Regions from separate parts of the Homo sapiens genome. Here region 1 is linked to region 2. Evidence: read pairs that join two places in POLR2A ChIA-PET (ENCODE). Cell type or tissue: GM12878. All regions are shown on one strand. Each heading gives the region's core, and the rest is flanking DNA. Links, peaks and the distances in the headings are about the cores only.

What was found. ChIA-PET counts read pairs that join two places held together with the same protein. Peaks named below come from ENCODE experiments on the same cell type or tissue, not always from the same donor. Only the 100,000 strongest peaks of a DNase experiment are listed, where the experiment ranks them.
Region 1: POLR2A ChIA-PET joins it to region 2 with 8 read pairs; 12 of 35 experiments call an interaction of 5 or more read pairs at or near these places.

The regions. Positions count from the first base shown.
Region 1 is chr12:4,256,428-4,261,813 of GRCh38, forward strand. All of the region lies in intron 1 of CCND2-AS1 (CCND2 antisense RNA 1), which reads right to left. Among named protein-coding and RNA genes, the nearest start is that of CCND2, 15 kb to the right of the region's middle. In GM12878, for the core only: no CTCF peak of the experiment used is centred there; no DNase peak of the experiment used is centred there; H3K27ac peaks cover 410 bases.
Region 2 is chr12:4,176,365-4,181,750 of GRCh38, forward strand. The region is part of intron 1 of LOC105369612 (a long non-coding RNA gene); the gene reads right to left. Among named protein-coding and RNA genes, the nearest start is that of CCND2, 95 kb to the right of the region's middle. In GM12878, for the core only: no CTCF peak of the experiment used is centred there; no DNase peak of the experiment used is centred there; H3K27ac peaks cover 406 bases.

The DNA of each region.
Region 1 (5,386 bases), core at 250-5,249, 80 kb after region 2:
TGCTACTAGCAGTTCCTGATTATAGTTGAAGAAACTGAGGCCCAGAGAGGTTAAGTAACTTTTCTGTGGTTGCACAGCCAATAAGTGGTAGAGCCAGGATTCATACTTTGGCCCTCTGTCTCCAGACCCCACATTCATAACCACTAGACCACAAAGTCTGCCAAGGGGCAAGTCCCAAGGTGATGGCTGATGTGCAGTGCAAACATCACTCTCTGGGTAAATTGGGAGGGAGGAGCACTTGGCCTGGTGTGATGATGACAGGTTAGGGCTTGAGCTAGGTCTTAAGCAAGGGTGGGAAAGTAAGATCAAGTGAACTTTCAGAGATGGGAATCATGTAGCAGAAATAACAAACACAGTGGGATCAGACAGACTGTCAAGTTTGCTGCTAATAGCTGAGTGAACTTCATCAAATTATTCACTTCTCTGAGCTCATAAGTGAAATAAGAAGCCATGAGAGTGAATCAAAGGCCCACGGGAAAATCTAAAGTGAGAAGTAGGCTGAGAATAGGATCCTGGAAACCCTGAACAGGACCAGTAAAAGTCAAGCCAAGTCCTATGGGAAAATAGAAAGTCCCTTGGAAGGGTACACATACAAAGGATTCGCTATAGTGACAAATCTAGAGAAAGTATTCTAATCTTCCTTACAATTTCCTGCCAGCCCAGGAAACAAGAAAGAGGAAGATAAAGATGAAGCCTCAGGCATTATAAGACTATACTAATAAAGATAGCTTTTTACAATCATCCAATTCCGGAGCTGGATAGGACAACAGACAACCTGCTTATTGTATAGATAAGAAAGGAGACACATTTTGAACACTTATATGAAGAGGCATATAGGCAAAGTGCCTGGCACAGTGCCTCATAAACAGTAGGTACTCAATAGTGTAAAATATTATTGGTGAATAATAGTTATTATTTTCATAAGGGACTTATCCAAGGCCTCGAAAGTTGATTAGTGACCAAAAAAGATAAGAATCCATGTCTTTTAATGTCTAGTGCAGTTTCTTCATCACTCTGAGCTTTTTTCTCTGATGAAAGGTGCCAGATGCCACTGAAAGAAGGGAGAAGAAATAGCAACCTAAAGTAGGAAAAACTATCAAAGAAGGAAAATGTTGGAATAAACACTGAACAAGTAGTTTGAAAACCAAGATTATGAATCTTGGTCTGCCATTAACTGGCTCAATGACTTAACCAGCTCAGGCCCCAGTTTACTCATCTATAAAAGTAGAGATTTGAATAAGATCATCTTGGTTTCCTTCCAACTCTGAAATTCTATGAAAGTAGGTTCCTCTCTTAACATTGCAGTAGCCTTCTTTATAAAAGATATAAATACATTCTAGGAAAAAAATGTATAGGGACAAGGCCACATAAAAAACTGAAAGTAAGAAAAGGCATGAGAGTTGGCTTCAAATATCTGGAAAAGCTTCTAGTCATATATGTGTCAGGTATATGTTGTGTGAGGCTCCAGATAACAGGAATAAGATCCAGGAGTAAAAGCAACACAGAGGCAAGTTTCTGTCCAATACAGAACAGATTTTTTTCCGTGTATTTTGGAGCTCTGCTATTAGGTGCATATATGTTCATAATTGTTAGGTCTTCAGATGGACTGACCCTTTTATCATTATAAAACATTCTTTTTATCTCTAGTAACAATTTGTGTCTTAAAGTCTATTTTGTCTGGTATTTGCGTGGCAACTCCAGCTCTCTTTTGGTTATTATTTTCATAGTATGTATTTTTTCCATCTTTAAACTTATTTGCTTTTTAAAGTATGTCTCTTACAGACAGCATATAGTTGGATCATATTTTCTTTTATCTATTTTCTCCCTTTTGATTAGAGTGTTTAGTCCATTTACATTTAATGTAAGTATCTATCAGGTAGAATTTATGTTTGCCATTCTGCTATTTGTTTTCTATATACATTATGTCTTTTTTGTTGTTCTGTTCCTCTGTTACTGTCTTCTTTTGTGTTAAATGTCTATTATCTAGTGTGACATGTAGATTCTTTTTCATTTCCTATATTTTCAAAATTATTTTCTTACTGGGTGCTCTGGGGATGACAATTAACACTTAAATTTTAAACAATCTAGTTTGGATTAACACCAACTTAATTTCAGCACTATATAAAAACTTGACTCCAAGCTTAGCTCCCTCCCCTCTCCTGTGTTATTATTGTCATAAAATTACACCTGTATATAAGTCCATCAACACATTTAAAATTATTGCTTTATGTAGTTAGTTGTCTTTTAATCAGATAGAGAAAAACAATTACAAAAAAAAGAAAACTTACATTCATATTGCCTTATATATTTACCTGTGTTGTTGCATTTAGCAGTGCTTTTTATGTATTTATATGGATTTGAGTCACTGTCTAGCATCCTTTCATTTAAGCCATAAGAACACCCTTTAGTATTTCTTGTAGGAAGGGTCTACCAGCAATGCAATCTCTGTTGTTTTTAAAAAAAATCTGGAAATGTCTTAATTGTGCCTTCATTTTTGAAGAATAATTTTGCCAGATATAGAATTATTGGTTGACTGTATTTTTCTTTCAGTGCTTTGAACATGATAGCCCACTACCTTCTGGCTTCCATGGTTTCTGATGAGAAGTCAACTGTTTAACTCATTGAAGATTCCTTGTATGTGATGAGTTGCTTTTTGTCTTGCTGTTTTCAAGTTTCTCTCTTTCTTTTGAAAGTTTGACTATGTTGTGTCTAGGCGTGACTCTCTTTGAGTTTAATCTACTTAGAGTTTGATGAGCTTTTTGTATGTGTAATGTTTTAAATAAATTTGGGATTTTTCAGCCATCATTTCTTTAAATATTCTTTCTGCACTTTTTTTCTCTCCTCCTTCTGACACTCCAATTATGTGTATGTTGGTAGGCTTGATGGTGCCCCACAGGTCTCTAAGACTCTGTTCATTTTTCTTCATTATTCTTTTTTCTCTGTTTCTCAGACTGGATGATCTCAATTAACACAGCTTCAAGTTAGGTGATTCTTTCTTCTGCTAGTTCAAATCTGCTATTGAGCCCCTGCCTAGTGATTTTTTTTCTTTTCTTTTCTTTTTTTTTTTGAGACAGAGTCTCACTCTGTAGCCCAGGCTGGAGTACAGTGGTGCAATCTCGGCTCACTGCAACCTCCATCTCCTAGGTTCATGCCATTCTCCTGCCCCAGCCTCCCGAGTATCTGGGACTACAAGTGCATGCTGCCATGCCCAGCTAATTTTCTGTATTTTTAGTAAAGACGTGTTTTCACTGTATTAGCCAGGATGGTCTCGATCTCCTGACCTCGTGATCACCTGCCTCTTCCTCCCAAAGTGCTGGGATTACAGGTGTGAGCCATCGCACCCGGCCGTGAATTTTTTATTTTAGTTATTTTACTATTTGATTTCAGAATTTCTATTTGGTTCTTTTAAAGAATTTCTTCCTCTTTACTGACATTCTCTATTTCTTATATTTTAATTCTTTAGAGATTGTTTCATTTAGTGCCTTGAACATATTTATATTTGTAATAGCTAAAGTCTTTGTCTAGTAAGTGCAACATTTGGGCTGCCTCAGGTACAGTTTCAATTAATTGCTTTTTTCCCCTATGCATAGGCCATATTTTCCTCTTTCTTTGTGTGCCTCATAATTTTTTATTGAAAACCAAACATTTAAAATAATACAAGGTAGCAACTCTGGAAATCAGAATCCCCCAACATCCTGCTGAATTTATTGTTGTTGTTTACTTAGTGATTTTCCTGGACTAATTCTATAAAGTCTGTATATTTGGTCGTGTGCAACCACTAAATTCTCTGTTTGATTTGCTTCCTGGTCAGCTAATGATTAGACAGAGATTTCCTTAAATGCTTTAAACCAATACATTTCCCAGCCTTTGCTGGAGGACTCTGTATCTGTTGGAGCATGCCTTCAACAATCTGGTGGGAAGCTTAAAGTTCTGTCCACTGTCACTTTCTACCTGCACAGAGCCTCCAGGTCAGCTGGTTTGGTGAAAGAGTAGCACCTTCTCAGGTCTTTCTTGGGCATGCACAGAGCCATAGACACACATGTGATTTTCTAGATTGTCAAGAATATGTTAGAGCTTTTCAAAGTCCCTGATGGACAGCACATTCACCTGTTCTTCTTTTTCCTTTTTCTAGTCAGCCTCTTGGTAGCACCAACTGGTATCACCACTTCAGGTAGTTGAAAGATAAGTTCAAAAGTGACTTTGAAAAGGCAGAGAAATTTGAGAAGGTGAGAAAACAGATGCAAACCCACCTAGGGACGCAAAAGTCACAGGTCTGGTGAAAAGCAAGGTACCCGATCCAAAAACCCAAAGTAGGGAGCATCATTAAAGCAAAAGTAAGCAATAAGAAGTATCTAATGTCATTCATAGGGCAGAATTCATTTGTGAAACAATAAGTGAATGAAATATTGTCAGAAAACAGAAAGAATGAAAAAATTGTAACAATACTGCTTAAATGAGAAGAATCCCTGCAAAGTCTTAACTTCCGTAGTTTTAGTAGTGAGGCACGCTAATTTAGTCCCAGCTCTGTCACTAAAAGGCTGTGTGATCCTGGGTGCATGTGAGCTGCTGTCCCTCTCTGATCTGGAGTTTTTTAAGGAAGCAATGTTTCCTAAATCTTAGTTATTTGCATACAACCTTCCTGATTTAAAAAACCTGTATCTACGTATCACTTATTCAAATTAATTTTTTAAAAATCAATTCCCTTTATAAAGTTAAATACCATCATAATATCTGTGAAATTATGAGTTTAAATGTTACTTTTTTCCTAATACTCATTAGAATAAACCTCAAATTACTAAAATGCAAAATGCATGCTCCTCCATATACCTCCTCTGATATGATTTGGCGGTGTCTCCACTCAAATCTTATCTTGAATTCTAATACCCATAATCCCTACGTGTCAAGGGAGGGACCCAGTGGGAGGTGATTGGATCATGGAGGCAGTTTCCTCAATGCTGTTCTCATGATAGTGAGTGAGTTCTCGTGAGATCTGATGGTTTTATAAGTGTCTGGCATTTCCCTTGCTTGCACTTCTCTCTCCTGCTGCCATGGGAAGAAGGTCCTTGATTCCTCTTTGCCTTCCACCATGATTCTAAGTTTCCTGAGGCCCCCTCAGCCACATGGAACTGAGTCAATTAAACCTCTTTTCTTTATAAATTACCTAGTCTCGGATATGTCTTTATAGCAGTGCAAAAATGAACTAATATATCCTTCCTCATTTTGGGAAACATTGGATTGGATGCCTAAGGTTCTTTGCACTTCTGGGATTCTGTGGATGAGTTTTTCCTGTGCCTTCTACTCAAGTTGGAAGGTTACCTCTTAGTACATGTCAGTGAGCATGTAGTAATCTGGAGTTCAGAATAGACTGGTTTGAGATTACAGCATG
Region 2 (5,386 bases), core at 255-5,254:
ATAGATAAATAGATAGATAGATGATAGATAAGATAGATAAATAATGGATTAGATAGTATTTCAAAAACCTATCAAATGATGATAATTATAATCATTTTGTGTATTGATTATCCTGCAATATTGCAAAATTCTCATTAATTTTAAAAAATATCCATCAATAAGAGACTGCTGAAACAAATTATGAAGTAGCATTAATATGAATTATAATCAGCTGTGATGAAACAAACCATAAGGAAAGTTTTGATGTACTTCTATAGAAACAACGCCAAGATACATTGTTACACACAAAAAATTGCTGTGCAGAAGAGTGTGTATTCTATCTTCCTGTTTTCACATTAAAATTTCATCTGGAAAGATATAAAAGACTAATAACAGTGGTTTTCTATTTGGAGTAGAAGGGAATTTGTGAGAATAAATGGGAGGGGAACCTTTCACATTATACATTTTAATGCTTTCTGATATTTGTGTTCATTAGCTCTAGTTCTTTTTTTTTTTTTTTTGAGATGTAGTGGTGTGATCTCAGTTCACTGCAACCTCTGCCTCCCAGGTTCAAGTGATTCTCGTGCCTCAACCGCCAGAGTAGCTGGGACGACAGCTGTATGCCACCATGCCTGATCAATTTTTTTGTATTTTTAGTGGAGATGGGGTTTTGCCATGTTTGCCAGGCTGATCTCGAACTCCTGAGCTCAGGTGATCTGCCCGCTTTGGCCTCCCAAAGTGCTAGGATTACAGGCATGAGCCACCACGCTTGGCTTTATGCATTAGCTCTTAAATAAACAACACTAAAGAAATACCAAGTGTGTGGACAGACAGAAAATATCTTTGGGATGGAAGATTTGATATGCATATTTAGTATGATTCCAATAAAATCTCCAGAGATTTCCACCTTCTGGCCATGATGGAATGCATGGAAGCAAATTTGCCCCATCTCTATAAGCAACTAGAAAGCTAGATTAAATGTATGGAACAAGTTTTCACATATTAAACAACAGGTAGTGCAAGACTTTCATCCTTGAGAGAAAGAAAATAATGAGGTAAGCCCTGCAATTTCCCTGGTTTCTATCTGAACCACAGCACAAAGAAGAGGAACAGGGTTTGGGGAGGTTGAGGTGGCTGGAGTTTGTGGGGCAGAATATTGATAAGAGGAAGTTCTGTAGAGAAAGAACTCCAATATCTACATAGCGATTCCTTTGAGTCTTTGGTTGAATACTAAGCTGTACATGTATAGAATAAAACTTCATGAGACCAGATAAAGAAAACCACCAGGAAAGAATGACTACTGGACACTGGGAGCCGATAAGTCTCAGTGCCCATTCAGAGCTGGGAGACATTAAGCCTCCACCAATAAGGGTAAAGAAATCTCATTTAGGGCCAGGCGTAGTGGCTCACACGTGTAATCCCAGCCCTTTGGGAGGCTGAGGCGGGTGGATCACCTGAGGCCAGGAGTTCGAGACCAGCCTGACGAATATGGCGAAATCCCATCTCTACTAGAAATACAAAAATTAGCTGGGTGTGGTGGCGTGTGCCTGGAGTCCCAAGTCCCAGCTACTCGGGAGGCTGAAACAGGAGAATTGCTTGAACCTGGGAGGCGCAGGTTGCAGTGAGCCGAGATCATGCCACCACACTCCAGCCCAGGCAACAGAGTGAGACTCTGTCTCAAAAAAATAAAAAGTATAAAAATATAAAAAAAAGAAACCTCATTTAAGGCCAGGCATGGTGGCCCACGCCTGTAATCTCAGCACTTTGGAAGGTCGAGGCGGGCAGATCACCTGAGGTCAGGAGTTCGAGACCAGCCTGGCCAACATGGTGAATCCCCATCTCTACTAACAATAGGAAAATTAGCTGGGTGGGGTGGTGCATGCCTGTAATCCCAGCTACTCGGGAGGCTGAGGCAGGAGAATCACTTGAACCCTGGAGGCAGAGGTTGCAGTGAGCCAAGATTATGCCACTGCACTCTAGCCTGGGCAACAGAGCCAGACTCAGTCTCAAAAAAAAGAAAAAAAAAGAAAGAAACCTCATTTAATACCCGAGATTTTAATCCCCAGCAGGGTCATGTTTTAGTAGTAGGGTTAAATTCATCCTAGTGAAAAGCTTACTTCAGATTTACCTTAACAAAGCTTAAAAACAAGTCCAGAAAGGATCAAGCTGATCCACAAATAACTAAACTGTCTGACAAAACTAACTGAAACACTCTTAAAGGAGGACTACACAATCCAGCACTCAACGACTTTGTCATCACGACGTACCCATTCAATCCAATTCTACTAGACATGTCAAGAAGCAAGAAAATATGACTCATAGCCAGGAAAAAAATTAGTCAGTAGAAGGAGATCCAGGAACAGCAGATACGATGAGATTAGCCATTGAGGCCATCACAGCATCTGTTTTAAATATCAAATTTAAAGGAAAAGATAAATAGAATGAATAAAGAAATGGAAGATGTAAAAATGAACTAAGTAACTTGTATAGCTTAGAGCTTAGAAATACAATATCTGAAAATAAAAATTCACTGGAGAGACTAAATGCAGATTAAGCACAGCAAAAACAAAACCAAAAACCAAAAACCAAAAACAACCCTCAGTGAAGATCAGTGTAAAGATTTTAAAACACTGGCAAAAAAGGAGCAGATCCTCAGTGACCACCACCATCACCATATCAAAAAGCCCAACACTACAGTTTCAGAAAGGGGATGAGAGGCTGAAAGTATGTGAAGAAATAATAGTCAAAAATGTTCCAAATTTGATGGAAAGTATGAACTCACAGATCCATGAATCTCAGCAAACTCCAAGCTAAACAAAAACAAACACACACACACACAACAACAACAACAACAAATAAAACCACGCAGGGCACATTATAATTAAATTGCTAAAAATCAGTGAAGAGGAGAAAATATTCAAAACAACTAGAGAGTGGGGTTGGGGTGAAAGGAGAGGGATCACTTATTGTCAGAAATAGTACAGGTCGGAAGACAACAGAACTACATATTAATATTTAGAGTGCAATTTAGATGAAGAAGAAGGAGGGGAGGGGGAGGAGAAAAATTAGTAAAATCCACATTGTATTTAGAAATTTCAAAACTACTTCAGTAATCAATACAACAAACAGGAAATCAGCAAGACAATATAAGAACTGAGCAACCTATGAACTCACTTACCCTAATTGATATTTATAGAACACTCTACTAAATCTAAAATAAACATTCTTTTCAAATGCACATGGAACATTCACCAAGACAGATCATATTCTAGGCCATAAAGAAACACTATTAAGCTTTAAAAAAAAATGTAGATCTTGTATACTCCTGAGCTCAGGTGATCTGCCCACCTTGGATATTCTCTGTTCACAACAGAATTAAAATAGAAATCGATAACAGAAAGATATCTGAAAAAAAATTTTCTTTTTTTTATTTTTATTTTTTTCTTTTATTATTATACTTCAAGTTTTAGGGTACATGTGCACATTGTGCAGGTTAGTTACATATGTATACATGTGCCACACTGGTGCGCTGCACCCACTAACTTGTCATCTAGCATTAGGTATATCTCCCAATGCTATCCCTCCCCCCTCCCCCCACCCCACAACAGTCCCCAGAGTGTGATGTTCCCCTTCCTGTGTCCATGTGATCTCATTGTTCAATTCCCACCTATGAGTGAGAATATGTGGTGTTTGGTTTTTTGTTCTTGTGATAGTTTACTGAGAATGATGATTTCCAATTTCATCCATGTCCCTACAAAGGACATGAACTCATCCTTTTTTATGGCTGCATAGTATTCCATGGTGTATATGTGCCACATTTTCTTAATCCAGTCTATCATTGTTGGACATTTGGGTTGGTTCCAAGTCTTTGCTATTGTGAATAGTGCCGCAATAAACATACATGTGCATGTGTCTTTATAGCAGCATGATTTATAGTCCTTTGGGTATATACCCAGTAATGGGATGGCTGGGTCAAATGGTATTTCTAGTTCTAGATCCCTGAGGAATCGCCACATTGACTTCCACAATGGTTGAACTAGTTTACAGTCCCACCAACAGTGTAAAAGTGTTCCTATTTCTTCACATCCTCTCCAGCACTTGTTGTTTCCTGACTTTTTAATGATTGCCATTCTAACTGGTGTGAGATGGTATCTCATTGTGGTTTTGATTTGCATTTCTCTGATGGCCAGTGATGGTGAGCATTTTTTCATGTGTTTTTTGGCTGCATAAATGTCTTCTTTTGAGAAGTGTCTGTTCATGTCCTTTGCCCACTTTTTGATGGGGTTGTTTGTTTTTTTCTTGTAAATTTGTTGGAGTTCATTGTAGATTCTGGATATTAGCCCTTTGTCAGATGAGTAGGTTGCACAAATTTTCTCCCATTTTGTAGGTTGCCTGTTCACTCTGATGGTAGTTTCTTTTGCTGTGCAGAAGATCTTTAGTTTAATTAGATCCCATTTGTCAATTTTGTCTTTTGTTGAAAAATTTTAAATAGTTGGAAATTAAGCAATATATTTCTAAATAATATATGGATCAAAGGAGATCTCAAGGAAAACTAGAAAATAGTTTGGACTAAATAAAATAAAATACGACATATCCAAATTTGTAGGATGTAGTTAAAGCAGTGCTCAGAAGGAAATGTATAGCATTTAAATGCTTGTGTTAACAAGAAGAAGATAATAAACTCAACGAAAATCAGTATAATTAAAAACAAAAAAGAAAGCCAATAAAACCAAAAATGCATACTTTGAAGGGATCAATAAAATGGATAAACCTCAAGTCATACTGAAAAAGAAATATGAGAGAAGACATAAATTACCAGTATTGGGGAGGAAAAAGGAATTATGTCACCACAACTCTGAAGATACTAAAAGAATAATAAAGGAATGCTTCAAACAAACCTATGCCCATAGATTCTACAGTTTAAAAGAAATGACATACTTCTTGAAAGCCACAAACTACCAAAACTCACCCAAAAGAAACAGATTCCTTGAATAGCCCTGTACTTATTTATTTATCTATTTAAGACGGAGTCTAGCGCTGTTGCCCAGGCTGGAGTGTAGTGGCACGATCTTGGCTAAATGCAATCTCTACCTCCCAGGTTCAAGTGATTCTCCTGCCTCAGCCTCCCGAGTAGCTAAGATTACAGGCTCCCGCCCCCACGCCTGGCTAATTTTTTTGTATTTTTAGTACAGACGGGGTTTCACTATGCTGGTCAGGCTGGTCTCGAACTCCTGACCTCGTAATCTGCCCGCCTTGGCCTCCCAAAGTGCTGGGATTACAGGCATGAGCCACCGTGCCCGGCCTGAATAGCCCTATATTTATTAAAGAAAGTGAATTTGTTTTTTTGTTTTTGTTTTGAGACGGAGTCTCGCTCTGTCGCCCAGGCTGGAGTGCAATGGCGCGATCT